Linked DNA regions of Mus musculus: region 1 is linked to region 2. Evidence: chromatin loops called from intact Hi-C (ENCODE). Cell type or tissue: left cerebral cortex. All regions are shown on one strand. Links, peaks and the distances in the headings refer to the core of each region. The heading gives the core; the rest is flanking DNA.

Region 1 (7,537 bases), core at 905-5,904, 67 kb before region 2:
TTAGTTCTTATTCTAGATTGTATTTTATGATAGACATTCAGCTAACTACCCAGAGAAAATAATAGCGTTTCCCCCTAAAAGTCACCATGTTTAGTTGTGAAATAACTAGTAGTATAAGCCTAACTCTGTCATTTGGTAAAAGTGCATGGGAGAAGTTAAGAAAATTCAAAGGCACTATTATATATTCAAAACAAATTTGAGGAACTACTTTCAAAAGGACATGTAGTTAGCCAGTAGAAGTTACTTATCACAACACATGATTGAAGCAAATTGCTTTATGAGCTTTGCTTTCTCCTTAATCAAACTTCTACATGAAAATAAAAGAAAGGCCACTAGCACAGTCAGGTAAAACTCCATAGGAGGAGAGTAAACCCAATTGTAATAATAATCCATTGAGCGTTTATTTTGTACCAGAAACTATACTAGGTAATTGTCCACACTTTGTAAAGTTGGTTTCCTATTACTCTTTAGGAACACAAACAAAACAAAAACAAAGGACTCAGTTTAGAACCTGTTAAATGCCACCAAGTGGTGGAGACATCTTTTGAAAGAAGGCAAAGCAATTTTCTTTCTAAAACCCAATCTTCCTGTTACAACTTCCCTGGCTTGTTAAAGATGAAGGTGCTGCATAAGAAAAGAAAATGGACAAGGGAGGAAGGCAATTTGATGCTATGTGCCAGAACTTCACAGGTAAAATGTACAAAACGTTAACTAAGCTCTGTATAATAAACAACATGACCTGGACTATTGACTTCCAAGAGATGAGATTTCTTGGGCCATGGGGAGCATCTTAGAGGGTCAGCTGCACACAGATAATAGGTAAGCGCTGCGGAGTACGTGGGCAAACATTTTGGATTGCTTCTGAGTCACCCGCTGATCCCAGAGCTAGCAGAGACTATTCTTTGGATTTTTGCCTTACTAATGCCAAGCAAGTCACCCACGTGGGCTAACAAGAGGCCCTTTAACTTCAGTTAACCCAGCAAACTACATGGCAGGTTTTCCTTCTCATAAACAAAGGATTATATCAGGGTTTGAAGGATGGAGCTTCTACTTGTTTGAGACTTTTGCTTGCTATGCCCTGGCGGTGGGTGTCACTTCCCAGGACATTTCACGGACACAAAAGCTCAGACAGCTGTGCTCTTGTAAGGCGAGCAATCCGGTTTCCCCGCCAAGAACCGCTCCCCCACGCAACCTCCCTACTCCTCCCACGCTACCCCCAGCCATGAACGGGTTCGACTCGTTTCTCCTCCGACGTCTTCCTCTTGCACTGGTTGCCTCAAAAAAAAAAAATCTAAAAGAGCCAAAACAAAAAGTTATCATTCGTGCGTGAACCTCCAGCGCAGAAAGTGAAAGTGAGTGCCAGGTATGTGCAGTGCTCCGCGGACTGCGCGAGCGGCGGGAAGGGGCGGGGCGCGAGCGAGCGGAGTGCTGGTCACGTGGCTAGAGGCTGTCCAATCCTGGAGGTCCCAGGTTGGGACCCGACCGGGTCCTCCAGAGCCTTGCTCGCCGGTTGTAGGCGAGTTAGCCCGGCTGGTACTATGAGAATCAGAGCACAGAGTGGGTTGCAGCCCGGTGCGCTCCAGCCACCCCCCCAAAGTCCCCTCACATATTCACACGTCCACTGCTGGATGAGCCACCTTCCATCAGCTGCGGGAGCCGCTTGCACACGTGTGGCCAATGGACCCAGGAACGATGGGATTTCTAGCTCTGTTCTGCAGGCCAAAGAGGGAATCAGGACTGTGTGCCTCCTTCCATTAAAGCGAATGTGCACAATGATAACTGGAGGGAATCTGAAGTTTTGGGTTTCCAGAGCAAAATCCAATAAGTTCCGACGTTGCTGTTGCCATTTTTCCTATTTTGACAGACGCCAGAGGGGAGCTGAGTTACTGAAATACAGGGCAGGTAGCAGGATGCAACGTCAGTTCTTAGTAATATTTAAAGTGATATTTAGGTTTTTGGGTGGGGAGCATTCCACGATGCGAACTTGTGAAAGTCGGTTCTTTCCTTCCACTGTGTGGGAATGAACCCTGGTCTTCGGACTTGGCAGCAAGCGCCTTTACACACTGAGCCACCTCTCCAGCCTCTATAGAAAAATTTTTAAGTGACTGGACGTTTTTCCTCATAAAAATCTTAATACTTCATTCGGTGCTGTAATCTAAAAGAACCAAATTCCTCACTTGAGGTTAGATTTTTCCATAATCTCAAAGACTCCTGGGAACTGTGGCGTTGGCGTTTTTTAATCCCTAATATCTACCACAAAACAAAAGCTAGCTTTTCTTAGCTAAATAACAATGGGAAAACTGGTTTCAGCCACCTCTGAGCAGACAAACCCCCACCCCCAAAGCCCTCGTCACTCTCCAACCTGCCCTTAGGTATGTTTGTGTAATCAGAGACGGATTGTAGCTGCCTTGACGTTTCTCCCGAGAAAGCTTAGTTTGCATTCACCGAAGTTGCTTGTTTTGGGAGTTTGTTGAGGCACAGAAAACGTGCCACAGGGAAGACTGAAGGTTCTGCAGCCGGAGGTCGTCGGGAGCTGCCCGGGCTGCTCAGGTGTGCCGCTTAGGACTGCGAAGAGCCGTGGAACAGTGCAAGGTCTTTAAAACGTTACTCTTGCTACCTTAAGAAATGGGGTTTCAAAGAATGGAGCCGGGGTGGTGTTTAAATTAGGATATCAGTGTGGGGAAAGATTTCCAGTGTTGGGGACAGTAAACCAGAGGGGACCTCCTGTTGCTTCATTCCTCCGACGGCATTCATTATTTAAAAATTTAAAACGGGATGGAAGGGAAGACCTTAGATCTTTCCCTTCAGTCTGTGGATGGAAGGGAAGACCTTAGATCTTTCCCTTCAGTCTGTTCAAAGAAAACGTCGAATTTCGTGTCACCCGTTGGTTGATTAAACGCAGAATCGGATACACCTTATTTTGAAATGTAAACTTAATATAATGTCGGAAATTCTAAAAGGCCTGCCCCAACTGAACAGGGGCAATTACGTTTACTCTTCTTCGGTAGCGCAAAAACAGCACCCAAAGTTTTAGATGCTGGGAGAGGGACATGGGAGACAGAGAGCAGAGCGACTCTGGGGATGGGGATCAGGGGTGTCACACGTCCCAGATGCCACCATTAGGACACGGAGACTCGGTGGGAGGCTAGGGAGACAAGGTAAGACCCAGAGGAGGGAGAGTCCAGACTGGTTCAAATTGAAAAAGGAATTCGCAGCTAGCGGCTTGCAATTAGACTACGCAGTGCACGATTGCGCAAATTATTTTAAAGGCGGGAGGGGGGGCGGTGAGGCGGGGGAGGGGTGGACAGCTGTTCTGCAGGAACACTGGTGCTGCCAGACCCTCGAGTAGGTGAGAGGGAGCAGACACACCCTTTGTGCGTCTTCTTTGAACTGGAGCCCTTTCTTTAAAGTCACCAAAGAAGGAGTGAGTGGGTTTAGGATGACCCAGAGATTGCTTTCGTTCGGAGATAAAGAGAACCAAGGGTGCTGACAGAGACCCTAAGGATACCAGAGGGATCTTTCTGTGTCGCGTCCCTCCAGGCTCAGGGAGGAATGGGTTGTGCAGACAAACTTTCCGAGAACTCCTGGCCTGGCCCGGAGTTCCCGCTGTCACTGGCTAGGGTGCTGCCTGCCACTTCCTAAGTGCAGAGCAGATTCTGCCGCGTGGATGGCTGCTGGGCTTGCAATCTAGTGTAATTGGTGAGCAAGCCAGGCAGTCTAAACCAGAGTCGGGGCTACTCGAGCTTTCCAGCCTTCGCACCTTCGCTAACCGCTAGCACCGCAATCGCGCTGAACTTAGGGGCGCAGAGCTGGAGGGGTGGCCCGGAGGGCAGCGCCTGGAGCTGCCAAGCTACCTTTTCCGATTTTTGAAATCCGGAGAGATGAGTCCTACTCAGGATGACACTTTTAAGTTCCTGGTTACGTCTCACCTTACTCGCACCTTTTTAGGTTCTCGGTTCCTGGCAAGCATAGAGGTTAGGCACAGGCAGAGGAGGGCTTGGGCAGGTGCCAGCTCTGAGTACCTACCCAGCGTGGTCACGTTCACTATGGGATCAATGAACCATGCGCTGCCTCTTTCACAAGCAGCCTGGGCGTTTTCTGCGAGGATTTACTTTTTTTTTTTTTTCCTTTCTTTTTAAAAGGAACCTTCAAGGATTACTATTTAAAGTTTTAAATGTTTTGATTCAACAGACACTTGTAAACAGAACAAAAGGGAAAGGCCTGACTTGAAACTGCTTTGCTTTGAAACTATTCTGCTTTGCTGAATAAAACAGCAGAGGAGGAATAATTGAGGGGGAAAAAAAAAACATTGGTTAAGTGAGTATTCAGCTGTAAATAAAGTAACAGGAAAGACCCAGTAAATAGGAAAAATAATAAAATAAACAGTAGATACACGACACAGACCGTTGGGAAGCTCTGTTCCCACTGAAAGCCTCTTTCTCCCAGGGAGGATATTTGTGGGGGAAAATTATTTGGTTATTTTCACAGTATTACAGCTCCCTTTGAATTAAACTTTTTTTTTTTTCATCAACTAGACTTAGTTCTTTAATTAGGAAGCACAATTGAGTTTCTAACAGATGTTGTCAGCCGCAAACTCTGATCCAAAATAATAGTGTAATTAGTTTGGGGGGGGGGGACATCTTTAGTTTATAAGGCCTGAAATTAAAATATGATGTTTTTAAACATTGTGGTACAAAGCCACCGGGAACATTTGTTCCAGAGTCTAGTAGTGGCACCACTTCCTGGTTCTGCCTTGGAAAAGTTTGCAGTAGGATGCTTAGGGCCCTTCTTATTCTAGACCTCTCTACATTTCCTTCAGCTCTTGGGAAATTCAATTTTAAAAAATGTTTCTGACTGAAAAAAAGTGAAATCCCTAAAACACAGCATGTTCCCAGTTGGTTAAGTTTGGTTTTTTAGTTGTTTTTTGTTTGTTTGTTTTATCATAAACTGACTGTCCTAGAGATGGCTAAGCAGGGTTTTTTGTTTTTGTTTTTGGCTAACTATAGTTTTTTTTTAAATATACATAATGTGAATTAATGTTAGCAAACTTTTTGTACCTTGAAATATAAACATAAATACAGATTTTTCTCTAATAGCTGTCTGAAAAATGAAATGTTTGCTAGCTTTTCTCTGTGGTAAAACTAGCAATCTGGCCTATCTGATTTGAATATAAGTATACGACATCAGGATAAACTAAACAGGACATTCTCCTGCATCTAGTTTTTGCTCTTACAGCTTGATGTTCTTCTAGACTCTATGCTGCACGGTACAGATTTGTCTTTATAAATTATCCATTTCGTACACATTACAAGGTGCAGGAAGTCAAGCTATTCTCTACAGTACTTAGCAAATCCACTGGCGAAAATTCTTATGGCTTAAACGGTGTTTTTAATACATGCCATGTTTCAAAAAGCATTTAGCAAAAATCAGTTTCTGTGTAAAAATAGCCTATCACCCTTTTGTGGATCTCAGTGCCTGTTTTCAATGTTTTTAAATGTTAAAGGCCAAGAGGACATTCATTACATTGTGCTGTCTGTGTCTTCTTCAGAACCCCTCTCCATTGGAGCCTTTTGGGTCCTCCTTATTTTCTAGTAACAATGCCTCTTAGGGACAGGTAGAGTTAAAATTACCCACTTTGGCAGACAGAAACTAGAATCCTTTGTTTCTGACACAAAGTAAACATTATTTTAACCAAATAGGCTATCTCCTGCCTTAGAGTCACACACTAGGTTTTGATTTGTCTTCTTTGGGTTACAAGAAAACAAACTTCTGCTCCAAACATAGCTGCTTGTTTTCAGACTGAGATTTCTTTAACTCTATGAGAATACTGTTCACTGACAGCTGATAGAGGTCTGAGCCTTAGAATCTTCCTAAGTGGGAAATCTAATATAAATGACACAGGGAGCAAAGACAAGGAACTTAGCACTCAAAAAATAAGTCCCATTGATAAATGTAAAGGTCATTGATAAATGAAAGCCGTTCACAAACAAGTTCCTTCATGCAGAATGAATGCTAGACCAGGGTTAAATGTGTCCTAAGTTATTTCTGTTTGTTTCCTCTTCAGTCTTATTATACCAATGTAATTTGATGTAGGTTTAATTGATAAAATGATTTCGGTCAGTTATAAACAAATGTTATTGGTCTGTCTCCTGGCACTTTGGTGTTGATCTATATATAGGAATAGCTCCGGGTAGCTCCCCTTGAAGGTTGCAGGTGATGATGTTAAAGTTCTCTGGGTTCTGCTGCCAGTGACTCCTCAGCCCTTCTAACACGGAAGTAGATCAGAGAGGTTGCCCTCAAAAAGTTCCTAGCCCATGCATTTTGCATTTTTGAAAGGAAAATTTTTGGATTGTTTCCTGATTTGTTGGGAATGATAAAGTCATCGGGGGCATCACAACTTCCTAGCATTGATTGGGAATATAGGTTTCTGGGTTTTAGAATAAGTATTTAGATGAAAGTTTCTGAGTACATATTTTTTAAAAGAATTATACAGCCTCGATTTCAGTAAAGCTTTTTTTGCTCTACACTAAAATCTTAAATGTATTAAGATTCATGACCTTCAAAATATAGTTGAATTTGAAGGAGATTTTTTTTCTCCCCCAAATTTAGCCACACTTCCTTGTAGCCTTTACAAAGTTCTACACACAGCATTGCAGTGGGAAGTTGTTTCTAGCAGCTGTCTCTCAGCAGTTGCCTGAGCTGAGTGTGTGTGGGGTTTTTCCTAATGAAATTTTAAATGTGGCTCTGTGGCTCCTAACACACCATGTGGATAATATGTGAACAAAAGCATGTGTGCTGAACATTATTACTGTAAAAGAAAAATAGTTTGCTTCTTTTAAATGGAAGGATACTTTAAGCTTTAGTAATGATGGGGGTCACTGCTTGAAAAGAAAATGCCTAATTAGCATCTGACAGCAAATCGTCAATCTGTAACTAATTCAGTTATTAAGATGATATTGTGTGCTGGAACAAAACTTTCCAAGTAAACTGGTTGTTAAGAGTCTAGAAACTTCCTATTAGAAAATCATATGTTTAGGTAGTTTCTCTTTTTACATTAATTTGTGTAATGGCAAATTATAAGTAGCTTGAATCAATGAATTCTAAGTATCTTTATTACTAATTTGATTCTTTTCTGGTGGAGGTTTCCAACAACTTTGTTCTTACAGATGAACTCAGCTGCTTCTCAGTGTTTCCTGCTATGTCTGAGTATGTTATTCAGAATTCATCAAAGTGGCCTGTGTGGCTAAATGTTAGCCTTTTCTTTCTGTTGTTAGCTAGAAAGACACTTTAAATATGACACACACATCAAAAACAAAGGGCTTTGAAAAGCTACTCTACTTTTAACGATAAGTATTTTCTGTACTTGACAGAAATTGATCTAAAACCTGAAAAGCTTTAGTAATAGAAAAATCCAGATCTACATAAACCACTAAGTCGGATGAACTTTTCCTACCGACATCTGACTCGGGGAAAAATGTACTTTGAGAAGATTTGTGGGACTGGGAATATGGCTCAGTGCTAAAGCACTTGCCTAACG
Region 2 (7,537 bases), core at 1,020-6,019:
ATGTGTGGGACAGGGGTCAGTGATTCTAGAACTCATGACTACTTCTTTAGTTCTCTTTATCTGCTTCTAACTCCTGGAGAAATTGAGTGCACATATGTACTATCAAGCAAATGCATGCATACACACACAGAGACACATCCTCTACCATCTGCAATCTTCCCTTAGAAAGGATGAGGCGTAGTCATCACACACACACACACACACACACACACACACACACACCCTTTTGCCTCCATGACAGAGCCTCTATGCTAGGCTAACCTGCTTTGTAGCTGAAAATGACCTTCAATTTTTTATCTTCCTGCCTCAACACCCCCAGGTGGAGATTATAGGCGTATGTTACTTTGTTTGCTTTGTGCTGTGCTAGGAATTGAGCCCAAGGCTTTGTGTACACCGATGTCTTTTTCTCTCCACTGTGAGCCTTTCTCCTTGCTGTGAGGCCTCTCCTCTCACTGAAAGAGAGAGGTGTACTTTGGTCCCAGGCTCTCACTGATGTGGAAGCTATCCTTCCTCCCTCAGACTCTGAGAGAAGATTTTTCAAGGAAAGTGCCCATGAGCGTGCACCTGCCCTGCTGCCTCTCTCTCCCTAAGCATCCCTGCCCTGGCTCGTCTTAGTTCAGGCTCATTCCTTTTCCCACCAAATTCAGGATAGATGTCTTCTGGGTTCAGAAATGATTGCTTTTCCCACAGCCTTTTTCAGGAGTTAAGATCCCTCTCATGTCTGAATCACTATAATAAAAACATAGTTAGAAAGGCAATCAGATCTTAGAAACCCACAGTGGTTTTCCCCGTTTGCCAGGGACACGATGGTTACTGTTGGCACTATTTGTTAAGTTGGTGGATGTTCAACTGAATAAATAACTTAAAAGTATGTGGATAATCAGATAAAACCAGAACTGTGACAGGACCAAAATATGCTGAGGCATCCTGACATGGCAGCCATCTTGAAAGTTTTTACCGACCTTAGGAGAGTGCTTATCTTTGTTACATTACGAGAAGAGAGCTCTGCTTTAATTTACTTAATCTTTGTTTCTCTTCTTTAGGAAGTCAAAACAGTGACATCATCCTCTACCATCCCACAGGCCGCTAGGATCACCATTCCCAAGTCTAGGCCCTGACAATGTTTGTCCTAGTTGGGGGGAGGGGTGAGTTATGTGTCACGCAAAGGAAGCTTATGCTATTTTTAGATTGATTTAACACACCATTGAAACATATCATACACATATCACACCCATGACACACACGCGGCGTTGTAACACAGCATGTGTCATACATACATTCTCTCTCACTCACACACATAACTTGCTCTTCTTGTCCGGCTTTTAAAAATGGAAGGCAGCCCAGAGAAGCCAAGCCCGGTTGACTAGAGTTGAAAAGGCTGTTAAAGTTTAAAAGCCAAGTGCCCCTCCAGTTCTCAGCCCGGCTTTGAGACATGTGGGAGGGCTTCGAAGCCACAGTGCCCCTCTCTAAGGCTCAGGCTTACAGTTGGTCCCCAAATGTTTACCAGCATGAAGATGCCTAGCTTACAGGAAGTGGGAAATGGGTGTGGGGGGTTGAGGGTGGGTGGGTGAGTAGGGAGTGGGGAAGAGGGTGGGGGGTGATCTATTGATGTGGTTAGCCTGTCATTGACCTTGTTTGGCTATAGCAGGAGTTGAATTAGAAAATGAAAACCCGTTTCATCTTGAGCATATTTTATCCCTTTTTTTTTTTTCTTACTTTCCTTAGGGGAAAAAAACTTTTTTAAGCCCAAGTGGAGTCCAGTCTCCAGATTTGGTGCTCAGGTTCCCTCCGTGCCGCAATAGCAGCTACTATAGTCGTTTTGCTCATAGTCATCTGGCCGCCTACAGAGTGATTCCCAACCTACCCAAAGACTAAAGGGGCGGGGAACCTGGCCCAGGAGCTGAAACTGAACGAATGGTGGGTTTGCTGATGCATCAAAAGAAAGGGACGGGGCTTTCAGAGAACATAGCTATTGGGATTGTGATGGGCTACCATTTCACAGATGAATGAAGACAGCTGCTGAGATTGGGGTGTCCTGACACTGGAGAAAATGAAAAAACAAAACAAAAAACAACAACAACAACAACAAAAAAAAAAACCGACCAAAACTGTATCCAGCGTGTTGCTTAGAAGAAATATTTTTTAAAAGATTTATTTATTGCCGGGCGGTGGTGGCGCACGCCTTTAATCCCAGCACTTGGGAGGCAGAGGCAGGCGGATTTCTAAGTTCGAGGCCAGCCTGGTCTACAGAGTGAGTTCCAGGACAGCCAAGACTATACAGAGAAACCCTGTCTCGAAAAAACAAAAAAAAAAAAAAAAAGATTTATTTATTATATGTAAGTAAGTACACTGTAGCTGTGTTCAGACACCCCAGAAGAGGGCATCAGATGGTTGTGAGCCACCATGTGGTTGCTGGGAATTGAACTCAGGGCCTTCAGAAGAACAAACAGTCAGTGTTCTTACCCACTGAGCCATCTCTCCAGCTCCTAGAAGGAATATTTTAATACTTAGGATTCCAGACCATGGCCACTTCAGTTCTTTGTGCTGTGCACAGGCACTAGCACCTCCTGGTCTCCTAGCTTTAGTGTCCACATCCGGGAGTGCGGGGCTCCAGCCTTTGGAGGGTGCTGGGTGGCGCTCAGCCCACAGTCAGGCCCTGCTTAGCTGTTCTGCTCTGGACGCTACCTAAGTGCTATAATATGAATTTGCCCTTCATCTTAGCTTATACCACTATCTCTCCTTAACTACCACCGTCAGCATCAGAACTTGGCCTGGAACTGTTTGTTTTGTTTCCCCCTCATCTCGTGTTCGTTTGTCCTGGAGCAAATACTTCAAGGATATTATACTCCAATGATGCTCTATCCCTTTTTTTTTTTTTTTTTGGTTTTTTGGTTTTTTGTTTTTTTGTTTCCTGATGGTTTCACCTATGGCTTTGTCCAGCACAGCTGGAACACCTGGAACTAATTTTAGGGTTGCCTGGATGAGCCTCACACTGATATTTGATGTTTGCGTCCTCCCTAGACTCAAGCCTATTTCGCCACCTCGGAAGGTGAGCCCAGGCTGATATTAATTAACCATGAGTTGATTCACAGGCATCTTCCAGTCATTAAAGCAAACATTTGGCTTAAAATAGCCCTCTTCCCACTCTGACTGCCACCCTTTGCTTCTTTCTTTACACCACAGTGGTGGAATCACTGACACTTACATGGTATCTGTGCCCCAAGAGCAAAGTTTTTCATGAAAGGAAAGCAGGGTAAACCGTGTTAACTGCTGTGCAGTGGAGACAGCTAGCAGCAGGCCAGACCCTGAGATGACTACATTGTTTTTCTGTCCATAGTGGTGCTGACTCAGCATCGGTTAATAAACCCTCTGCAGGAGGCTGGATTTCTTTTGTTTAATTATCACTTGGACCTTTCTGAGAACTCTTAAGAATTGTTCATTCGGGTTTTTTTGTTTTGTTTTGGTTTGGTTTTTTTGGGTTTTTTTTTTTTTTTTTTTTTTGGTTTTTGGAGACAGGGTTTCTCTGTATATAGCCCTGGCACAAGAGCAAGCTAACAGCCTGTTTCTTCTTGGTGCTAGCGCCCCCTCTGGCAGAAAATGAAATAACAGGTGGACCTACAACCCCCCCCCCCCCCCCCAGTGTATTCTACTCTTGTCCCCGGTATAAATTTGATTGTTCCGAACTACATAAATTGTAGAAGGATTTTTTAGATGCACATATCATTTTCTGTGATACCTTCCACACACCCCTCCCCCCCAAAAAAATTTTTCTGGGAAAGTTTCTTGAAAGGAAAACAGAAGAACAAGCCTGTCTTTATGATTGAGTTGGGCTTTTGTTTTGCTGTGTTTCATTTCTTCCTGTAAACAAATACTCAAATGTCCACTTCATTGTATGACTAAGTTGGTATCATTAGGTTGGGTCTGGGTGTGTGAATGTGGGTGTGGATCTGGATGTGGGTGGGTGTGTATGCCCCGTGTGTTTAGAATACTAGAAAAGATACCACATCGTAAACTTTTGGGAGAGATGATTTTTAAAAATGGGGGTGGGGGTGAGGGGAACCTGCGATGAGGCAAGCAAGATAAGGGGAAGACTTGAGTTTCTGTGATCTAAAAAGTCGCTGTGATGGGATGCTGGCTATAAATGGGCCCTTAGCAGCATTGTTTCTGTGAATTGGAGGATCCCTGCTGAAGGCAAAAGACCATTGAAGGAAGTACCGCATCTGGTTTGTTTTGTAATGAGAAGCAGGAATGCAAGGTCCACGCTCTTAATAATAAACAAACAGGACATTGTATGCCATCATCACAGGATGTCCTTCCTTCTCCAGAAGACAGACTGGGGCTGAAGGAAAAGCCGGCCAGGCTCAGAACGAGCCCCACTAATTACTGCCTCCAACAGCTTTCCACTCACTGCCCCCAGCCCAACATCCCCTTTTTAACTGGGAAGCATTCCTACTCTCCATTGTACGCACACGCTCGGAAGCCTGGCTGTGGGTTTGGGCATGAGAGGCAGGGACAACAAAACCAGTATATATGATTATAACTTTTTCCTGTTTCCCTATTTCCAAATGGTCGAAAGGAGGAAGTTAGGTCTACCTAAGCTGAATGTATTCAGTTAGCAGGAGAAATGAAATCCTATACGTTTAATACTAGAGGAGAACCGCCTTAGAATATTTATTTCATTGGCAATGACTCCAGGACTACACAGCGAAATTGTATTGCATGTGCTGCCAAAATACTTTAGCTCTTTCCTTCGAAGTACGTCGGATCCTGTAATTGAGACACCGAGTTTAGGTGACTAGGGTTTTCTTTTGAGGAGGAGTCCCCCACCCCGCCCCGCTCTGCCGCGACAGGAAGCTAGCGATCCGGAGGACTTAGAATACAATCGTAGTGTGGGTAAACATGGAGGGCAAGCGCCTGCAAAGGGAAGTAAGAAGATTCCCAGTCCTTGTTGAAATCCATTTGCAAACAGAGGAAGCTGCCGCGGGTCGCAGTCGGTGGGGGGAAGCCCTGAACCCCACGCTGCACGGCTGGGCTGGCCAGGTGCGGCCACGCCCCCATCGCGGCGGCTGGTAGGAGTGAATCAGACCGTCAGTATTGGTAAAGAAGTCTGCGGCAGGGCAGGGAGGGGGAAGAGTAGTCAGTCGCTCGCTCACTCGCTCGCTCGCACAGACACTGCTGCAGTGACACTCGGCCCTCCAGTGTCGCGGAGACGCAAGAGCAGCGCGCAGCACCTGTCCGCCCGGAGCGAGCCCGGCCCGCGGCCGTAGAAAAGGAGGGACCGCCGAGGTGCGCGTCAGTACTGCTCAGCCCGGCAGGGACGCGGGAGGATGTGGACTGGGTGGACATGAGAGAGGCTTATCTCAGATGTTGGATCTTCTCTTGGAAAAACGTGTGGGTACGACCTTGGTAAGGAACCAGATTCTGTCTTTAATACGATTTGAAACCTTTTATCCCTTTTTCTTTCTTCCTTTTTTTTTTAACTTTTCTTTTCTCCCCCCTCCCCCTTTTAAAAAAAAAAAAAGAATGAAGCCTCAGTAGAAACCAGCGCTTCTGTTTTAGTACGCGGAGCACTGTCAAACATTTAGAAGACTTTTTTCCTCCGTATGAATCATTAACCCTTTCAGTTCTAGACATAATTGTCAATTCACTGAAATTTCAGTAGTGGTTCTTGTCCGCTTCGCCACTCGCTGCCTTTACATTACTGTAACTATCCCGGGTTGACTTAGGTTTTCACTTGTATTTAACATCGTTTGTTCCACATGACCTTACATGTTGGAACTAAATAAGAATGAGATAGTTTAAGTTGTACCCGGGACAAGGACAAGTAAGCATCTTTCCCCTTCTCGGAGCGTCCTATCTAGGGACGAATTGTAAAGACCAGCTCCGGAGAGGGACTCCCGCTGTACTGTGTTTACATTTTCACAAGCGCGCGTTCTAACATGGTTATCCTTATTCCTAATTTTTATCTGCGGCGTCTATGTGGGAATACGTTGCAGAGGCTGTTTTATCTTTCTTGCTTTTCCTCTTTGGAAAGGACTTTTTCCGAGGGCAGATAAGAGGAGGATCCCCAAGTCTTCTGTATAACTTTAGTTACAGTAAACTGTGCCACTTCAGTGACTTCTGGGAATTCATGCACTTTCACATTTAAATAGAAAGTGCTATTTGTGGCTGAGGGCTCCTAAAGGAATTCTCTTCAGGGAATTCTATTGACTTTTTTTTTAATATGTTTTGTTTTTAATTTTTCTATCTGGCTCGAGATGCCCACGGATTAAAAAAACAAACAAAACTGCTGGGTGTTTCCCTCTTCCCCAATTTTTCTTTTCCTGTGGTCCATGGGAGCTCGGGAAGGCTGGTACTCAAGGATGCTGGCAGGATGCAACCCCTCTCAGGCTTGCCTGCTGGAGGATGAAAGAGACTGAACGCGCGCGCGCGCGCGGCAGAGGGAGGGGACCTAGTTGTTTTGAAAGTTGCTTCGCTAGGGAGCTGGTGGGAAAGTTCAGTTTTCCCCATTTGGAAAAGGCAGACTGGGTTCCGCTCCTGCACCACACGTGTTTTCCATTTTTAGCTTCATTCAGACGCAGGCAGCGCCCCTGCCTCTTCCTCCCCTTGTTTGTGACACTTCTCTGAGACAGCTTTTCCACAGCTCTGAGGGTCTGGCGGCCATGACCCCGGGCGTCCCGGGACACAGGACGCAGCAGCGCCCACAACACATTTCTGCCTTGAGTGATAAAGCCAAGGATTGTTCAAAGGTAGCTGTTCTTTCTCTCCCGATGAGGTTAACATATACATATACGCTTTTTTTTTTTTTTTCAGCCAAAGGCTGCATTTTAAAACCGTGCTTCTTCAAGGCAGTCTACTTTACACGGCTTTGGACTCTTACTCAACTGTACAAGTACTCCAAGCTTTTAAAGTCTTCAGAGCACCGTGTTAGTCATAGCCTCTAAGAGGGAGGCACAGGAGCGCCGGACAATGGGGATTAAAAGCCTTTCCCTTCTCTTCCAGGCTGCCCCCAAGTCTAGCTCCGGCTCCGTGAAGTTTCAAGGACTGGCAGAGACTGGGATCATGAAAATGGACATGGAGGACGCTGATATGACTTTGTGGACAGAGGCCGAGTTTGAAGAGAAGTGTACATACATAGTGAACGACCACCCCTGGGATTCCGGCGCTGACGGGGGTACTTCTGTTCAAGCCGAGGCATCCTTACCAAGGAACCTGCTTTTCAAGTATGCTGCCAACAACAGCAAAGAGGTAAGCCGGCTGCCTTCTTGAAGTCTGACTGGCAATTGGGCCAGCTCTCCTACTACTATCTCTGAGAACCGTGAGAATTTATATGCATTGGCAAATAATTGATCGCTCCAGTGGCTGTTTTCCTTGCTTTCTCTTCAAACCAATTCCTATTCATTTCTTCCTCCCTTCAGCTGTCCTATACTAATTAGTAAACAGTTAAATTTTTTGGCAAGTTGACATGTCTTGGGAAAGCTAACTGGCAGCACTGGTGGGCAGCATGGTAAAGGGCTCAGTGCTTCACCCCCTGGCC

Evidence for each region. Peaks named below come from ENCODE experiments on the same cell type or tissue, not always from the same donor. Only the 100,000 strongest peaks of a DNase experiment are listed, where the experiment ranks them.
Region 1: a loop joins it to region 2, with 5 times the contacts of the local background. A loop is called at or near these places in 15 of 42 quality-filtered maps.

Annotation. Positions count from the first base shown.
Region 1 is chr10:44,523,421-44,530,957 of GRCm38, reverse strand. It overlaps a transcript of Prdm1 not described here. Among named protein-coding and RNA genes, the nearest start is that of Prdm1, 68 kb to the right of the region's middle. In left cerebral cortex, for the core only: no CTCF peak of the experiment used is centred there; DNase peaks (open chromatin) are centred at 1,408, 2,585, 3,045, 3,733 and 1 more place; H3K4me3 peaks cover 1,454 bases.
Region 2 is chr10:44,456,336-44,463,872 of GRCm38, reverse strand. Prdm1 (PR domain containing 1, with ZNF domain) reads left to right here and starts at 5,125. Exons shown (of 7, transcript NM_007548.4): 1 at 5,125-5,406; 2 at 7,003-7,248. The coding sequence starts at 5,365. In left cerebral cortex, for the core only: CTCF peaks have their summits at 3,569 and 5,196; DNase peaks (open chromatin) are centred at 4,258, 4,503, 5,065, 5,896 and 1 more place; H3K4me3 peaks cover 1,523 bases.